2 separate regions of the Homo sapiens genome follow, and region 1 is linked to region 2. Evidence: chromatin loops called from intact Hi-C (ENCODE). Cell type or tissue: chondrocyte. All regions are shown on one strand. Each heading gives the region's core, and the rest is flanking DNA. Links, peaks and the distances in the headings are about the cores only. Region 1 has its middle 58 kb from the start of GGT1. Region 2 overlaps PIWIL3 (piwi like RNA-mediated gene silencing 3).

Region 1 (8,579 bases), core at 467-8,466, 97 kb before region 2:
CACTAGGCCCAGGCAGTCTTGGGACTTGTGTGTCTCCTGCTGTGCATCCATACTGGGTGCTTTAGAAACGGCAGGCAGACCAGAAGCCCCTGTTGCAAGTGAGGACAAAGTGTGGGAAGGCCGTGAGGGTCTGCAGTCCGAGATGGCCTGGTCCTCAACCTGCAGTGCACTGTTGATGCGCTGGAAGGCCGCCTCCTTCTCCCGGTCCAGGTCTTCAGCAGTGACCCGGTACCCCATCTCTAAGGGAGGTGGCAGCATCAAAGGCTCCCCTCGCCTGCGTGGCAGCAGGGGAAACTTGCATCTACGGGGCCTAGAGGCCTGGGATCTGGGGGAGCCACCCCTGGGGGCGAGTGTCTGCCCTGGTGCTGTATCTGCCGTCTTTTCACACTGGATGTGACCCGAAGAGACAGCCTGAGGTCCGTCCTCACTCAGTGTGTTTCAGGAACTGAGGGTCAGCTGGCAGTGGGATGAGGCTGGCCCCTCTTCCGCTTTCGTTCCGGGAGGCCTCCCGTAGAGCTGTAGGGGCTCGAGATGGCATTTCATTTGGGGCACGAGCTGGTCCGGGAGGTCTGGGATCTCTGGTTCTGACCTCTGGGCACCTGCTGCAGCTGTGGCTGAGGCCCAGAAATGTGAAGGGCCTCCATCCACTCCAGTAGTGACCCCAACGTGGGGTTCAGTGTGGAGGGGGGAGGGGCTGCTGTGGCAGCTGCAGGAGCAGAAGTGCCACGCCTTGTTCTTCTCATGCCTGCATCCATGCTTGCAGCTGGGAAGGGGGCAGGAATCAGCGAGGTGACCTGGGCTGAGTCCTGGGAATCAGAAGAGGTGGCAGGAAGGGGATCTGAGGAGGAGAACAGGGGGCCTGGTGGTCTGTGCTTCTTCCCAGACACGGGAGCTGTAGAGGGGACCTCTGCAGCAGATGCTAAGGGGGCCAGTAGGCCCAGGCAGTCTTGGGACTTGTGTGTCTCCTGCTGTGCATCCATACTGGATGCTTTAGAAACAGCAGGCAGACCAGAAGCCCCTGTTGCAAGTGAGGACAAAGTGTGGGAAGGCCATGAGGGTCTGCAGTCCGAGATGGCCTTGTCCTCAACCTGCAGTGCACTGTTGATGCGCTGGAATGCCGCCTCCTTCTCCCGGTCCAGGTCTTCAACAGTGACCCGGTACCCCAGCTCTAAGGGAGGTGGCAGCATCAAAGGCTCCCCTCGCCTGCGTGGCAGCAGGGGAAACTTGTGTGTACTGGGCCTAGAGGCCTCGGATGTGGAGGAGTCATTCCTGAGGGTGAGTGTCTGCCCTGGTGCTATATCTGCTGCCTTTTCACACTGGGTGTGACCTGAAGAGACAGCCTGAGGCCTGTCCTCACTCACTGTCTTTGAGGAACTGAGGGTCAGCTGGCAGTGGGATGAGGCTGGCCCCCTCCTCCGCTTTAGCCCCGGCAAGCCTCCCGTGGAGCTGTAGGAGCTGGAGATGGCATTTCGGTTGGTGCAGGAGCTCGTCCAGGAGGTCTGGGATGTCTGGTTATATCTGATTTCTGACCTCTGGGCATGGAGGTCTGTCTGCAGAGGCCCGGGCCTGGGCACAAAGGGAGAGAGGCCTCCATTGTCCCGCAGGGGCCGAAATGCAGACGGTGCATCCCCGGTGACCTCGGGGACCCTTCTCTGATCACCAGGATTCTCTTGGACTCTAGGGTCCTTGTCCTGCTCAGGCATCCCTGCCCCGCTCTCCTTGAGGGCCCTCAACACTATCTTCCCTGGACACAAGTCTGGGGACAGCCGGGTGTTGTGGACCCCAAAGGGGTGACTCCCGGCTCCTGGGCCCCACAGAGAGTCCATGTTCTCAGTGCAGTGGCTGAGCTGGAGGACGCCCTGGAACTCGGAGCACACAGCACTGGCTTGCTGTGGTACCTGTGCAATCAAATTGAAGGCAGGATCCCAGGAAGGAACGCAGGGCTTGCAGGATCACCGAAAACCTTCTTAGAGTTGTCTTGACACCACTGATGTCAAGTGTCCGGGTGCTTGTAGGATGGCCTGCCACTCAGTCCACGGGCAGGAGCAACGGGGAGATCCCACAAGCAAAGTGAACTGGGGGATGGGCTGAACGGGCTCCAGGCAACTGAGCCCTACTGGCAGGTCCTCGGCCTGGGCCCGAACAGGAAGGAGGGGCACAGAGTGCCCAGGTAACCGCTCCTGGGAGCAGTGGGGAACCGTCGGTTGCTTGAACTCTCGAGAGCTGGGCTCTGAGCGTCCTCGTCCAGCCGCCAACTCCGCCAAAGGCTAAGCCAGCAGTTTCTTCTGTTGCCGGGCAACGCGCCTTTTAAACCTGAGGGAGCGGGCGCGTGAGCACATCACGGCGCCCGTGACAGAGCGAGCTTAACGGATTAATAAGCGCAGCCAGGTACCCGCGCGAGGCACTTGCTGGCAATGGCGGGAGGCGGACGTGGGGGGTCATGCAATAGGTACTGGAAGGAGAGAGGCGGGCACAAAGGTCGCGGGAGGAACAGGTGCCCACAATGGTGGCAGATCTGCCCGTGGATCACTGAAGATTCCTGCTCTCCTGCTGAGGTGGAGATTGCAGTGAGCTGAGATCGCACCATTGCACTCCAGCCTGGGCAACAAGTGCAAAACTCAGTCTCCAGATAAAGAAAAGAAAAAGAAAAAAAAGAGGCCGGGCGTGGTGGCTTATGCCTATAATCCTAGCACTTTGGGAGGTCGGGGCAGACGGATCACGAGATCAGGAGTTGGAGACCAGCCTGGCCAACATAGTGAAACCCCGTCTCTAGTAAAAATACAAATTTAGTCAGACATGGTGGCACGCGCCTGTAGTCCCAGCTGCTCCGGCGGCTGAGACAGGAGAATCACTTGAACCCGGGGGCGGGCGGGGAAGGGATTGTGATGCGCCGAGATCGCGCCACTGCACTCCAGCCCTGGGCAACAGAGCCAGACTCTTTTTTTTTTTTTTTTTTTTTTGAGACGGAGTCTCCCTCTGTCGCCCAGGCTGGATTCCAGTGGCCTGATCTCGGCTCACCGCAAGCTCCGCCTACCGGGTTCACGCCATTCTCCTGCCTCAGCCTCTGGAGTAGCTCGGACTACAGGCGCCCGCCATCACACCCGGCTAATTTTTTGCATTTTTAGTAGAGACAGGGTTTCACCGTGTTAGCCAGGATGGTCTCGATCTCCTGACCTCGTGATCAGCCCGCCTCGGCCTCCCAAAGTGCCGGGATTAAAGGCGTGAGCCACCGCGCCGGGCCGAGACTCTGTCTTAAAAAAAAAAGGCCGGGCGCGGTGGCACTTTGGGAGGCGGAGGCGGGTGGATCACGATGTCAGGAGTTGGAGACCAGCCTGGCCAACATAGCGAAACCCCGTCTCTACTAAAACTACAAAAAATTAGCCGGGCGTCGTGGCGGGCGCTTGTAGTCCCAGCTACTCTGGAGGCTGAGGCAGGAGGATGGCGTGAACTCGGGAGGTGGAGCTTGCAGTGACCCGAGATCTCACCACAGCACTCCAGCCTGGGTGACAGTGCGAACCTCCATCTCAAAAAAAAGAGAGAGAGAGAGAGACAGAGAGAAAAAGTTTATTGATTTAATGAACTTTTATGCCTGTGTTCTTCAATTTGCTTAGGAAACAACCACACTTGAGAGCTGGGAATGTGGCCCTGATTGTGGACATGAAATATGTGGTTTCTTGCAAAAACTAGACACTGAATAATTACGATTTAGTTGAGCTAGAAATCCATTTGATTTCTTCCATATGTTTCCAAAATTTTCATTCTTTTTTTTTTTTTTTTTTTTTGAGATGGAGTTTTGCTCTTGTCCCCCAGGCTGGAGTGCAATGGCGCCATCTCAGCACCTGCTGGCAATGGCGGGAGGCTGGGGACGCTGGCGGCATAGGTACTGGAAGGAGAGGCGCGCGCACAAAAGACTTGAGAAGACCTGGCGCGCACAATGGCTGCAGATCCGCCAGTGGATCACTGAAGATTCCTGCTCTCCTGCTGAGGCGGGGATTGCAGTGAGCTGAGATCACACCATTGCACTCCAACCTGGGCAACAAGAGCGAAACCTCGTCACACACACACACACACACACACACACACACACACACACACACACACAAAAGAAAAAGAAAAAATAGTGGCCAGGCGTGGAGGCTCACGCATCCCAGCACTTTGGGAGGTCGGGGCGGGCGGATCACGAGATCAGGAGTTGGAGACCAGCCTGGCCAACATAGTGAAACCCCGTCTCTAGTAAAAATACAAATTTAGTCAGACATGGTGGCACGCGCCTGTAGTCCCAGCTACTCCGGCGGCTGAGACAGGAGAATCACTTGAACCCGGGGGCGGGGAAGGGATTTGTGATGCGCCGAGATCGCGCCCCTGCACTCCAGCCTGGGCAACAGTCAGACTCTCTCTCTTTTTTTTTTTTTTTTTTTTTTTTGAGATGGAGTCTCCCTCTGTCGCCCAGGCTGGATTCCAGTGGCCCGATCTCGGCTCACCGCAAGCTCCGCCTACCGGGTTCACGCCATTCTCCTGCCTCAGCCTCTGGAGTAGTTGGGACTACAGGCTCCCGCCACCACACGCGGCTAATTTTTTGTATTTTTAGTAGAGACGGGGTTTCACCATCTTGGCCGGGCTGGTCTTGCACTCCTGACCTCATGATCCACCTGCCTCAGCCTCCCAAAGTGCTAGGATTATAGGCGTGAGCCACTGTGCCCGGCTTTTGTTCTGATTTTTTTTAAAAATTTGACTTTGTTTACTTTTTATTTTATTTTTATTTAGAGACAGGGTCTCACTATTTTGCACAGGCTGGTCTCGAATTCCCCGGCTCAAGTGATCCTCTTGCCTCGGCCTCCCAAATGCTGGGATTACAGGCATGAGCCACTGCACCTGGCCTTAACTTTGAAATGAAGTTAGAAATGTACATTTTATTATTATTATTATTATTATTATTATTATTATTATTATTTTAGAAACAGGTCTTGCTCTGTTGCCCAGGCTGGAGGGCAACAATGGTGCAATCACAGCTCACTGCAGCCTCCACCTCCTGGGCTCAAGTGATTTTCCTGCCTCAGCATCCTGAGTAGTTGGGACTACAGGTACTCATCACCACAGCTAATTTTTATTTTTGTAGAGACAGCGTCTCACTATGTTGCCCAAGCTGATCTCACACTCCTGGGCTTGAGTGATTCTCCTGCCTCGGTCTCCTAAAGTGCTAGGATTATATGTGTAAGCCACTGTGCCCAGCCTAGAAATGCACATTTTAGACACACATTTACTCAACTTTCCTATTGCCTGCCCAGGACTATCCAACTGTATTTTTGTGCCTCAGAGTCCTTTCACACGTTCTGCTTTTACTGGGAACTCATAGGCAGTAAGATCAAATGCTGACCTTTGAGGCATCTACGCATTTCCAAAACCTGCTTCCTCTCTCATTTGCCACTTTATTTATTTATTTTTTGAGATGGAGTCTCACTCTGTTGCCCAGGCTGGAGTTCAGTGGCACGATCTCGGCTCACTGCAGCTCTGCCTCCTAGGTTCAAGTGATTCACCTGTCTCAGCCTCCTGAGTAGCTGGGATCACAGGCAAGTGCCACCACACCCAGCTAATTTTTATATTTTTGGTAGAGATGGGGGTTTCACCATGTTGACCAGGCTGGTTTCGAACTCCTGACCTTGGCCTCCCAAAGTGCTGGGATTACAGGTGAGAGCCACCATGCCCATCCTCATTTGCCACTTTAAATTGGAGAAGATGAAAAAATTATGCATCCTCAAAAGCTCAGGGTTTCCTATTTGGGACTTCAATTACATAGATTCATTTTTTTGTTTCCAAGCTGGGTGCAGTGGCTCACACCTGTAATCCCAGCACTTTGGGAGGCCAAGGAGGGAGGATTGCTTGAGCCCAGGAGTTCAAGACCATCCCGGGCAACACAGTGAGACCTCATCTCTACTAAAAATAATAAAAAAAAAATTAGTCAGGCATGGTGGCACTCGCCTGTGATCCCAGCTACTCAGGAGACTGAGGTGGGAGGATCCCTTGAGTCTAGGAGATTGAGGCTGCAATGAGTTGTGACTGCACCACTGCACTCCAACTTGGGTGACAGAGTGAGACCCCATTTCAAAACAAACAAACAAACAAACAAACAAACAAACAAACAAAAATATTTGTTTCCAAATGGCACGCAAGGAAGGTAGTAATCCCTGAGTGTTAAGCCAGCAGATTTTGCCACTTCATTTTGTGTGCTAACTCAAGAAATCAGGACACCTGATGAGTTGAGGTGTTCAAGGTAAAGCTCTGCTATGCCCCCTCCTTCATAGGCTGTTCTGCTTGGGCCTCCCAGTGATGGAGGACTACCTCTTTGCTTGCTAGAGTCTCTATAGTTTTCTTTTCTTTTTTTTTTTTATTAATTTTTTTTTTTTTTTTTTTTTTTTTTGGAGACAGAGTCTCACCCTGTCGCCCAGGCTGTGGCACAATCTCGGCTCAGTGCAACCTCCGCCTCCTGGGTTCAAGTGATTTTCATGCCTCAGCCTTCCAAGTAGCTGAGATTACAGGCATGTGCCACCACGCCCGGCTAATTTTTTATATTTTTAGTAGAGATAGGGTTTCACCATGTTGGTCAGGCTGGTTTTGAACTTCTGACCTCAAGTTATCTCCCTGCCTCAGCTTCCCAAAGTGCTGGGATTATAGGCATGAGCCACCATGCACAGGTGAATGGAATAGTTTTTCATTCACCACAGTTTGTGATTGTCTCTACATTGTGAAGTGACAAGTTCTCTTCTCTTTTCCTTCTGCCCCTCATCACCTTTTTCTTCCTCATTTCTTTTTTGAATTTTGCTGTCTTGAATTGGTGTCTAAAGGATGACATAGCAGACAAGGGGACTGACACATGAACTCTCATGAGTTACTGAGGAGTTTCTCAGTGCTCTGTCTGCATCATCTGCTCGCTCTCTCCTTCCTAGGTGCTAGCCTGCCAACCTGCTTTGAGAAATTGGAAATGAATTGGGGGGTAATCAGCCTCCCCTTGTACATGTAGGGACCGCATCTCCAATGCCTTGCTTTACATAATGACGAATGGTGTTTTGCTTACCTACTTCCACACAAACTGCTGATATAGTTAGGATTTGGGAAAGGGGAAGAAGGGAATTTTGGGTTTTGAGGAGTAGCTGGGGCTTGAACAAAGAAGAGGTAGTAATGAACATTCCTGGGGTGAGGCAATTAGTTAGCTGAGGGAGAAGAAGGCATATAATAAATTAGGGATTGACAGACTGTCTGTAAAGGGCCAGATAGTAAATGTTTTAGTCATTGAAGACCTTAAGGTCTCTGTTGCAACTAATCAACTCCATCATTGTAGTGCAAAAGTAACCACAGCCACTACAGATGTGAATGAATGTGACTATGTTTCAATAACATTTTCTTTTTTTCTTTCTTTTTTTTTTGAGACAGTGTCACTCTGTTGCTCAGGCTGGAGGGCAGCAGCCTGATCACAGCTTATTGCAGCCCTGACTTCCCAGGCTCAAGTGATCCTCCCACCTCAGCCTTCCAAGTAGCTGGGACTACAGGCACAAGCCACCACGCCCCACTAATTTTTGTATTTTTTGTAGAGGCGGCGTTTCACCATGTTGGCCAGGCTGGTCTTGAACTCCTGAACTTCTGGGCTCACGCTATCCACCCTCCTTGGCCACCGAAAGTGTTGGGATTACAGGCATGAGCCAGTGTCCAGCCCAAAATAGTCTTTTGATTTTTTTTCCCCAACCATTTAAAAGTTCAAAACATTCTTAGTTTTTGGGACGAAAAAAAACAAGTGATGGGTCAGATTTGGCCCTGGATTGTGGTTTGTTGACCCCTGTCATAGAGGAACAGGAAGCAGAGAGGACTGGTTATAGGGCCTGGGAAACCAAGCCAGGGAGTTAGACTTAAGGTAGTGTGAAAGAGGAAACCATTTTTGTAATGTAATGAAAAATTTAAAGGAAGGATATTTTGTATTTATATGTGTTCCTGGAAAATCTCATTTTATTCAAAACATATTTTCACTATGGAAAATTTCAAACATTTACAAAGTAGAGAGAATAATTTAATGAAATACCAAGTGATGTATTTATCACCTACCTTCAACAATTACCAGTCCTAGGTCCTTTGCATTTCTATTTTAGAATCAGCTTGTCACATTCTACAAAAAAGCTGGCTGGAATTTCTGTCGGGATTGTTTTGAGTCTGCAGATAATTTCAGGGGAAGAATTGACTTCTTAATAAAATTGAATCTTCCAACCCATGACTATGGTATATTTCTCAATTTATTTAGTTTTTCTTTAATTTTTCTCAACAATATTTTGTAGTTTTCAGTGTACAAATCTTTCCAGTTTTTTGAAGGGATGTGGTCAGATTTACTCCTATTTCATATATTTTGATACTGTGAATTTCAGCTTCCAGTTATTCATTGCTAATATATAAAAATACACTTGGTTTTTGTATATTAATCTTGTATCCTGAGACCTTAATGTAATTTGTTTTCAAAGCTTTTTTGTGGATTCCATTGGCTATTCTGTCAATGTTGTCTGTGAATAAAGACAGTTGTACTTTTTTCTTCCCACTCTGAATGC
Region 2 (8,509 bases), core at 1-8,000:
TACAAACCCATGACGGTATAACTGAATGGCCTTCTTTTTGGTATAATAGTTGCGACCAACTTGTTCAAAATCCAGCAGCTTGAAAGTTCTGGAAATGGAAAGAATAGATTTTGTTGAAAGTACAGGGTACATTATTAAGCATTTGGTAAGACACATAAGGGAAAAAAAATCTGTCAATGACTGTTTATATTATCAATGAACACAAAGTACTTGTTAACTAAGTTACATGATGAGGTGGATATTAAGGTTCATTTAACCTCATTTGTTCCATCTCCTTATAAACATAATATTGTAGAAAGGTTACCAAAATGTTCTTCATTCTCAAAACTGAACTAAGGTCTCTTTTTCAAACTGTCTTTTTTTGGAGACAGAGTCTCGCTCTGTTGCCCAGGCTGGAGTGTGGTGGCACAATCTCTGCTCACTGAAACCTCCACCTCCTGGGACCAAGTGATTCTCCCGCCTCAGCCTTTCAAGTAGCTGAAACCACAGGCACCTGCCACCATGCCTGGCTAATTTTTGTATTTTTAGTAGAGGAGGGGTTTCACCATGTTGGCCAAGCTGGTCTGGAACTCCTAACCTCAAATGATCCACCCGCCTCAGCCTCCCAAAGTGCTGGGATTACAGGCGTGAGCCACCACGCCCGGCCTCAAACTCTGCCTTTCAAATTTTAACTTTCAATATTTTGTCATTGTAGTGACCACAGAATAAAAAATGCATTTGCTACAGAGACATACACAGATGTGCACAGCTGATGTCTATTACTCTTTCTAGGCAGGTATGAGACAAAGAACGGGCATCGGCCAGGAGAAGAACATTGAGGATAAGCCACTGAACTTGCATATTCCAGTTGAGCCTCAAGTATCATTTCATCTCCAAGACCCTTCACTCTCTTAATACATGAGGACTAGGAAGAACACTAAGTGCTAGAAGCAAATGGCTGTATTCCACACCACTACACAGTAAAACAACCGAATGAGTATCAAAGAAACTCAACCCCGGTAACATACCTTCTAAAGAGAATGTTGTAATAGCGTAGGCAATCTGGCGACGTGGGCGTGAGTTCTTTGGAAAACTCAACTGTAATCTTCACGATGTTTTTGTCTTTGGTTGTGCTCAACCATTCCACTCTCTGAGATTAAAAAAAAACAAAAAAAAAAGTCCAGATATTCTTCCAAAAAACTAAACTTCATTGCACGGCAAATCACCATGTCACCTGGCTATCCAACACACCATCGTGATGGAGCAGTCTTTCCCACAAAAGTACGTGCGTGTGGAAAACATGATTCACAAGAGTGAAGAGTTGGAATTAAATATTTAAGTCGAAATATTTTACTTAAGCTCCTGAAAGCAATTTAATTGTTCAGTTAATATAAAAATTTAAAGAAGAAAATAAGTTCTCTAACTTGTTTTCTGCTAGGAGTGGGGGGCTGAAGTTTCAAAGGAAACAAATAGAATAAAAAAAAAAGTATCCAAACTTTGTCAGCATTTTTGAGCCACATTGTATTATTAAATTTCATTTAAGCATTAAAATCAGAGGCATTATTGAATATCAGTGATAACCGAACATGGCACATAGGTTTCACAACAAGTCATATGGGCAAGAGAGCCTTGGGATGTCTCAACAAACAACTGCACAAAAACAATAGGTGTTTTATTATAATAAAGTGAAAACAAGAGAAAGAACACAGGAAAATGTGAAACAACATTACTTAACCCGCTCTTTTAGTGGCCGAGATAATAATAAAGAGTTTCCATCAAATATATGGCGCTCTCCAAATTTCCTTCTATGTTGATCAAGTAAAATTGTACGGAGATTTCCATCTTCTATGTCTGGTTTGTAGTCAACGTTGTATTTATATGCAACCCACTGAGGACGAGATATCACTCGGAAGTGGTTGGCGAGTAGCTGTACCACTGTACCCTCTGAACCTGAAAAATGGAGCCACATGACAATAAAGAAACAGACTGATTGGGCCCAAAACAAACAGTTTGGACACTACAATATTAAAAGCCAAAGTTAGGGCTGGGCACGGTGGCTCACGCCTCTAATCCCAGCACTCTGGGAGGCCAAGGCGGGTGGATCACCTGACATCAGGAGTTCCAGACCTGCCTGGCCAACATGGTGACCCCATATCTACTAAAAATACAAAAAGTTAGCTGGGCACAGTGGCAGGTGCCTATAATCCCAGCTACTCGGAAGGCTGAGACAGGAGAATCACTTGAACCCAGGAGGCAGAGGTTGCAGTGAGCTGAGATCATACTATTGCCCTCCAGCCTGGACAACAAGAGCTAAACTCCGTCTCAAAAAAAAAAAAAAAAAAAAAAAGAAAAGAAAAGAAAAGCCAAAGTTAGGTCAGACAAGGAGATAAATGACATTTGTAATGCACCTGATGTCCAGAATGCCTATCAATTCAATGAGCCCTTATGCAAGCATACATTTAGGAAGTTTAAGATACTGAATAGATTGAAAATTAGAACATTTGTGGTTTCCAAAAGGAGAGAAAGCGCCACCCTATGTAATAATATTTAATTTTAAAAAAAGTCTCACTGCAGGCCAGGGCACAGTGGCTCACACCTATAATCCCAGCCCTTTGGGAGGCCCAGGTGGGAGGATGGTTTGGGCCAGGAGTTCCAGACCAGCTTGGGCAAGGTGGGAGGCACCTCTACTTACAGTGATGACAGAAGCTTTCCAGAATCTATTAAAGTTTTTATCGAAAGTTTAAAATGGGCCAGGTGTGGTAGCTCATTCCTGTAATCTCAGCAGTTTGGAAGGCCCAGGTGTAAGGATGGCTTGGGCCAGTTCTAGACCAGCAAGACCGTGTCTCTACAAAATTTACATACACACACACACACACACACACATATATAAAATATGTATATATTACACACACACACACACACACACACACACACACACACACACATTCGGGCATGGTGGTGCCCACCTGTAGTCCCAGCTACTTGAGCTGGGATCAGCTCAGGATCAGCTGAGCCCAGGAGTTTGAGGCTAAAGTGAGCATCACTGTACTCCAGCCTGGGCGACAGAGCAGGACCTTGTCTCTCAATGAAAAAAAAAAAAAAAAAGTTAAAAACGAACAGCTCCATAAACATTGAGTTCTAGACCAACATACCTGTTTTTGAGTCTTTAACATGCTTCATATCTTGCCTGGTGTTCACCACCAGGTCTTGAAAAACTCCACCAATCCTTCTCTCCTGCAAGGGCGCTGTATGCAACCCAGCCTCAGGTCCAGGTTCCTTCACCCCTGCATAAATGTAAACGCCAGAAGTTTAAACAATAAAAAGGGAAGAATAGAAAAGACAGCATTAACACCCAGCATAAGTTTGTTAGAGGTAGAAAAGATGCCACCCAAGGTTCCAAAACACATTTCCGTGATATGTTGCCGCAAAAGCGTAACCTTACCCAGAAACCTTTCCCAAGGAGTCCCCAGTTCACATCCGTGGTTGCCTTGGCACTTTATTCATTCCTGCTACATATGTGCCCCATTTCTTTGGGTATTTGTTCATGGTACAAGATTCTAGAAACTTTGGTTCTGTCTTTAAGCCTATCTCCTGGCGCTATGCTGCCCCCTAGTGGGCATCATAAAATGCCAAATAAGCCAATCATTTAAAAAATCTATAAAACTGGCTTTTAATACAAAACTGATCTATCCTTTCTATTAAGAGCAACTAGGAAAGGATCACACTCACTATTTCAACTTACATTCTAAGGTTCATATCGATGTAGCTATTCTACAAAGTTAACATTTAAATGACAGCACAATGCGGTCTTTCAGTGACGAGAGGCATCCTGAAGGAATACGCACACGTTATTGTAAATCCCGTACACCTAAATGGCCAAGACGTCTGTGCCTTGGGTTACAATAATGGTTTGCCTCAAAATTTTACTTCTGGAGTCTAGTTTTTAGTTTATGATGATCTTACAAAGTAAGTGTCTCCATTTCTGTGACAGACTAACTACATTTTACACATAAAATTTGAAACAATTTTATCAAACTCCCAACTAGTTCCTGACACATCCAGCAATCAAATTCATCATATTAAAATGTCAGCAAAAGAAAACAGGTATCCTAGCTTGGCACCTTGGCACTCGCTACAAACCACATACTTTTATCTTTTCAGACGGAGTCTAACTGTCACCCAGGCTGCAGTGCAGTGGCACTGTCTCAGCTCACTGGAACCTCTGCCTCCTGGGTTCAAGTGATTCTCCTGCCTCAGCCTCCCTAGTAGCTGGGACTACAGGCGCATACCACCATGCCCAGCTAATTTGTATATTTTTGGTAAAGATGGGATTTTGCCATGTTGGCCAATCTGGTCTTGAACTTCTGGCCTCAAGTGATCCACCCACCCGGGCCTCCCAAAGTGCTGATGTGAGCCACTGCACCCAGTCCATGTAATTTACACATACTATTTAATAACAACCCTTCAGATAGGATCTGATTATTAAAAATGTGTTTTAATTTATTCAAATGTATAAGCTCATTTTATAGGTTCTGGATTTTGTAACCATTTGTTAATATTTATCTATAATACAATTCTTTTTTAGTGTTTCAAGTTTTGACTCATCACAAGCTATTTTGCTATAGAAAGCAAAGAGGAGAATCCAGACTGAAGTTGGATCACATTAGCCGAAACCTTAGCAAATGACAATATCTGAGCCTGTGTGCATGAGTGCTGTATAAACGAGGATAACCTGTCAGCCTGCAATGTAGGTAACAGGTTCAACCTGTTAATGCCACAATTTAAAGAGGAAAGAAAATGGTGTTCTTAGAATTCCATTAAGTTAACTTAGAGTTATCATCTGCAGATGTGTCATCTAAATTTGAAAAGCAATTATGTTGAACTGGCCAATAAACAGTGACCTCCATCTCCCTTCCACAAGTTAAGACACAAGGTGAAGAAAACACCATCAGATAATTCACTGCACAAAGAGAGACAGTTGCAAGCTGCACACACTTCCCATCCCACCAAACCTCACGGGAGTCCTGAGGCTATCTAGAACCTTCTACCGCTGTGGTAGCCCTTCACACATGAAGCATCCCCTGCCCCTCATGTCCTTCTTGCTTCCTTTCACCTTGAGACTGTGCTCCTCCTCCTGCTCCTCCTCTTGCTGCTCTTGGCTGCAGAGGTCTAACCACTGGGACTTCCTCCTGCAGCGGCCGGGGTGTCGACTGCAACTGAGGGGGCTCCTGGGTCTGCATGTTTTTGGAAATAGAAATAATGAGCAGTGCCCTACTGTGTTCATTCTCCCTCCAAATGGCACTCGCAGGGCACAAGGCAAAGGAACTTCCTCTGAAAAGCTCACATTCCAGTGACATAAACTAAGTTGTAATAAGCAACATACATAGCACCTTGTGTGGTAATTGCTAAGGAAAAAAACAAAAAAAGGACAAAACAAACCGAGGAGAATCAGGAATTACTGGGAAGGTAGGGTGTGAAGGGGCAGGTTTCACTAGCTGATGGGGGCAAAAGCGGGCCTCAGTGAGAAAGTGACACAGAACCCAAGACTTGGAGGTACTGAGTGAATTAGCAAAGTTACCCAAGCCAGCAGTGGAAGAAAAAGAGCAGAGTTCTGCAGTTGGGAACGTTCAAGGAAGAATGAGGCAGCCAGTGTGGCTGGAAGAAGAGGGTGAGAGATGTCAGTGAGATGAAGGGAAGGAGGTCATTTTAAGGAAATTGCTTCTGACTGATAAAATGAGAGCTGTGACAGAGGCCAGGTGCAGTGGCTCACGCCTGTAATCCCAGCACTTTGGGAGGCCGAGGCAGCCAGATCACCTGAGATCGGGAGTTCAAGACCAACATGGAGAAACCCCCGTCTCTACTAAAAATACAAAACTTAGCTGGGCATGGTGGCACATGCCTGTAATCCCAGCTACTCAGGAGGCTAAGGCAGGAGAATCGCTTGAACCCAGGAGGCAGAGGTTGCAGTGAGCCAAGATCACGCCATTGCACTCCAGCCTGGGCAACAAGAGCGAAACTCTGTCTCAAAAAAAAAAAAAAAAAAAAAAAGCTGTGACAGGATACCAGGCAGAGGAACGACATGAACTAATTTGTCAGGTTCCATGTTGGGAACAGGCTGAGAGACAAGGAAATAGCAAGGGATGTGAGCTGTTTGGGCCAGAGGCCAGGATAGGGGTGGTGAGAAATTGTCTGATACTGGATAGTTTTTGAGAAAACAATCCCGTGGTTGTTTTTGAGAAGGGCTTGAGGTCATGGAGATAGGATGAAAGCACAGACTTTTGGCCTGAGCAAATGGAAGAATGGAAGTCCTTCTGATGAGGTGGGTATGGCATGCTGGGGAGGGCAGGTTGGGAGTGTGAGTTGTCCACGGACACCCGTGGGGGTGTTAGGTGGTGCAGGAGAGGTTCTGGCCAACGAGATAAATATGGGGACCTGTCCACACACCAGAAAGCATTTTGACACTGGATAACTTCACCAAGGGAGTGAGAATATGGAGAAAAAAGATGAGGCTCAAGGGCTGGGTCTTGGCAATATCAAGAGGCCATAGAGGAGAACTCCACAAAGGAGAGCAAGTGGGGGTGGTCAGTGATGAAGGAGGTAACCTAAACGCCAAGCGGAGGGAGTTGACAGGAGAAAAGAGGTCTCAACTGTGCCAACTAAAAGTGAAGAGGCAAGTCTGAGGAGAGCTGCCCTGTGAATCTGGCAGAGTGGAAGGGCCCAGGGAAGGTTTCTTGATGAATGGGAGTGAACTCAGTGAGTCTGTAGACAGACGGGAATGATTTAGGAGAACACACACCTGCTGACTTGGGAGACAGAAAGGCAAGCTGCAGGAGACATGCCCTAGACAGAGGACTGGCTAAGGGGCTAAGTAGAGATATTTGCTTTAGGTAGGAACAAAGATGGTGCCCTAGGATCTCCAGTGAGGGGCTGGACTATGGGTTCAGATGCTCATGAGTGAGGGGACAAGAGAGGGAGCCACTGACACTCTCATTGGATGCTTTGTCTGTCTCGGTGGCACAGAAGTCTATGTTGAAAACCGAGAATTAGGACCAGGAGGAGGAATTGAGGTTGGAGGGCTTAGGAGAAGGAGAGGAGCAACAGTCAAACAGCAGAATAAGTGGACCTGGAAGGCATCGTGCTACTTCCATGCAGTATATGGTCCCCCTGGAGGTTGTCAGATGGGGCCCCGCAGCGCCACTATGGATCCTGCTGTGTGAATGTAAAGTGGATATGCAGTAAGAGAAGACAAAACAGGGCAGGCATAACAAGTTTTCAACAAGGCTGGAAACTCTTATCTAACTCAGGCTATGCCAGTACCTTCAGGAAGTTGCTCATTTTGGGTCACTTCCAAAGAGGAGTCATTGGCTGAAGCCAAGAAATCTAGAAACCTTTGCATCCACTTTGGGCTGAAAGTCAGTCTGCTTGCACATGTGAAAATGTGAGAAGGAAGCAGTGGAGAGTACATCTGAGTAGATAAAGCCTCCCCATGCTGCCATCTATACAGCCTGACTTTTCTTATGAACTTTTATTAGTCCTCACTTAGCACTATACCTGAACTAGCTTCGCTCAACAACCAACTCTATGTTCTTTTCAGTACAGGCACATATCTCTTGCAGAAAGGAAACAACGTTACAGGGCTCACTGTAGCTGATCCAGGTGCTCTGGGTCCCCCAGGTGCCTCTTGTTGGTAGCTCTCCCTGCGGCGGGCTCTGCCTCGGGCGCGAGTCCTTGCCCTACCAGGCATTGTGGTCCTGAAGGTGATGACCCTGAAGAATACAGTTATATTAGACATCTCTGTGGAGTTGCCTGGTGTCTTACTCTCTTTAGGGTTGCTACAACAGAATATCTGAGGCTGGGTAATTTATAAAGGAAGAGGTGTGTTTGGCTCATCATTCTGATGGCTGGAAAGTCCAAGACTGGGCAGCCCATCTGGTGAGGGTCTCATGCTGCTTCAACTCCTGGTAGAAAAAGCAAAAGTGGGGGAGAGATGTGGACAAAGACCACATGGCAAGAAGGGAAACGAGAAACTGAGGAGGCCGGACTCTAACAACCAGCTCAGGCAGGTGCTAATCCAAACTCACTCACCTCCAAGGCAGGGAATTAACCTATTCATAAGGATTCCACCCCCAGGGCCCAAACACCTCCCAGTAGGCCCCACTTCCCAATGCTGCCACATTGGGGATCAAATTTCAGCCTCAGTTTTGGTGGGGACAAGCCATATCCAAACCATAGCACCTGGTAATGTTTTTTTTCCGTTACTATTACTTCCAATAAAGCATCTGGTTACTAACGACACACATTCTCCTATCACATCAAAAAGACTGACTGCCCCCCGAGTCAGCAGAGAAGCATCCTATAATAAAAGACAGGAGACCTGGTAAAACTTTTTTTTCTTTTTTTTTTTTTTGAGAGGGAGTCTTGCTCTGTCACCCAGGCTGGAGTGCAGTGGCGCAATCTCAGCTCACTGCAACCTCTGCCTCCCGGGCTCAAGCAATTCTCCTGCCTCAGCCTCCTGAGGCACACACCACCG

Evidence for each region. Peaks named below come from ENCODE experiments on the same cell type or tissue, not always from the same donor. Only the 100,000 strongest peaks of a DNase experiment are listed, where the experiment ranks them.
Region 1: it touches region 2 in a loop (4-fold over the local background); 19 of 110 quality-filtered maps call a loop at or near these places.

Annotation. Positions count from the first base shown.
Region 1 is chr22:24,656,938-24,665,516 of GRCh38, forward strand. It overlaps the pseudogene POM121L10P. Among named protein-coding and RNA genes, the nearest start is that of GGT1, 58 kb to the left of the region's middle. RefSeq lists an enhancer at 1-475. In chondrocyte, for the core only: no CTCF peak of the experiment used is centred there; a DNase peak (open chromatin) is centred at 3,907.
Region 2 is chr22:24,754,777-24,763,285 of GRCh38, forward strand. It overlaps PIWIL3 (piwi like RNA-mediated gene silencing 3), which reads right to left. Exons shown (of 21, transcript NM_001255975.1): 2 at 7,622-7,745; 3 at 5,093-5,213; 4 at 3,132-3,263; 5 at 1,715-1,929; 6 at 1,008-1,129; 7 at 8-88. The coding sequence starts at 7,723. Among named protein-coding and RNA genes, the nearest start is that of PIWIL3, 16 kb to the right of the region's middle. In chondrocyte, for the core only: CTCF peaks have their summits at 3,601 (motif pointing left) and 3,808; no DNase peak of the experiment used is centred there.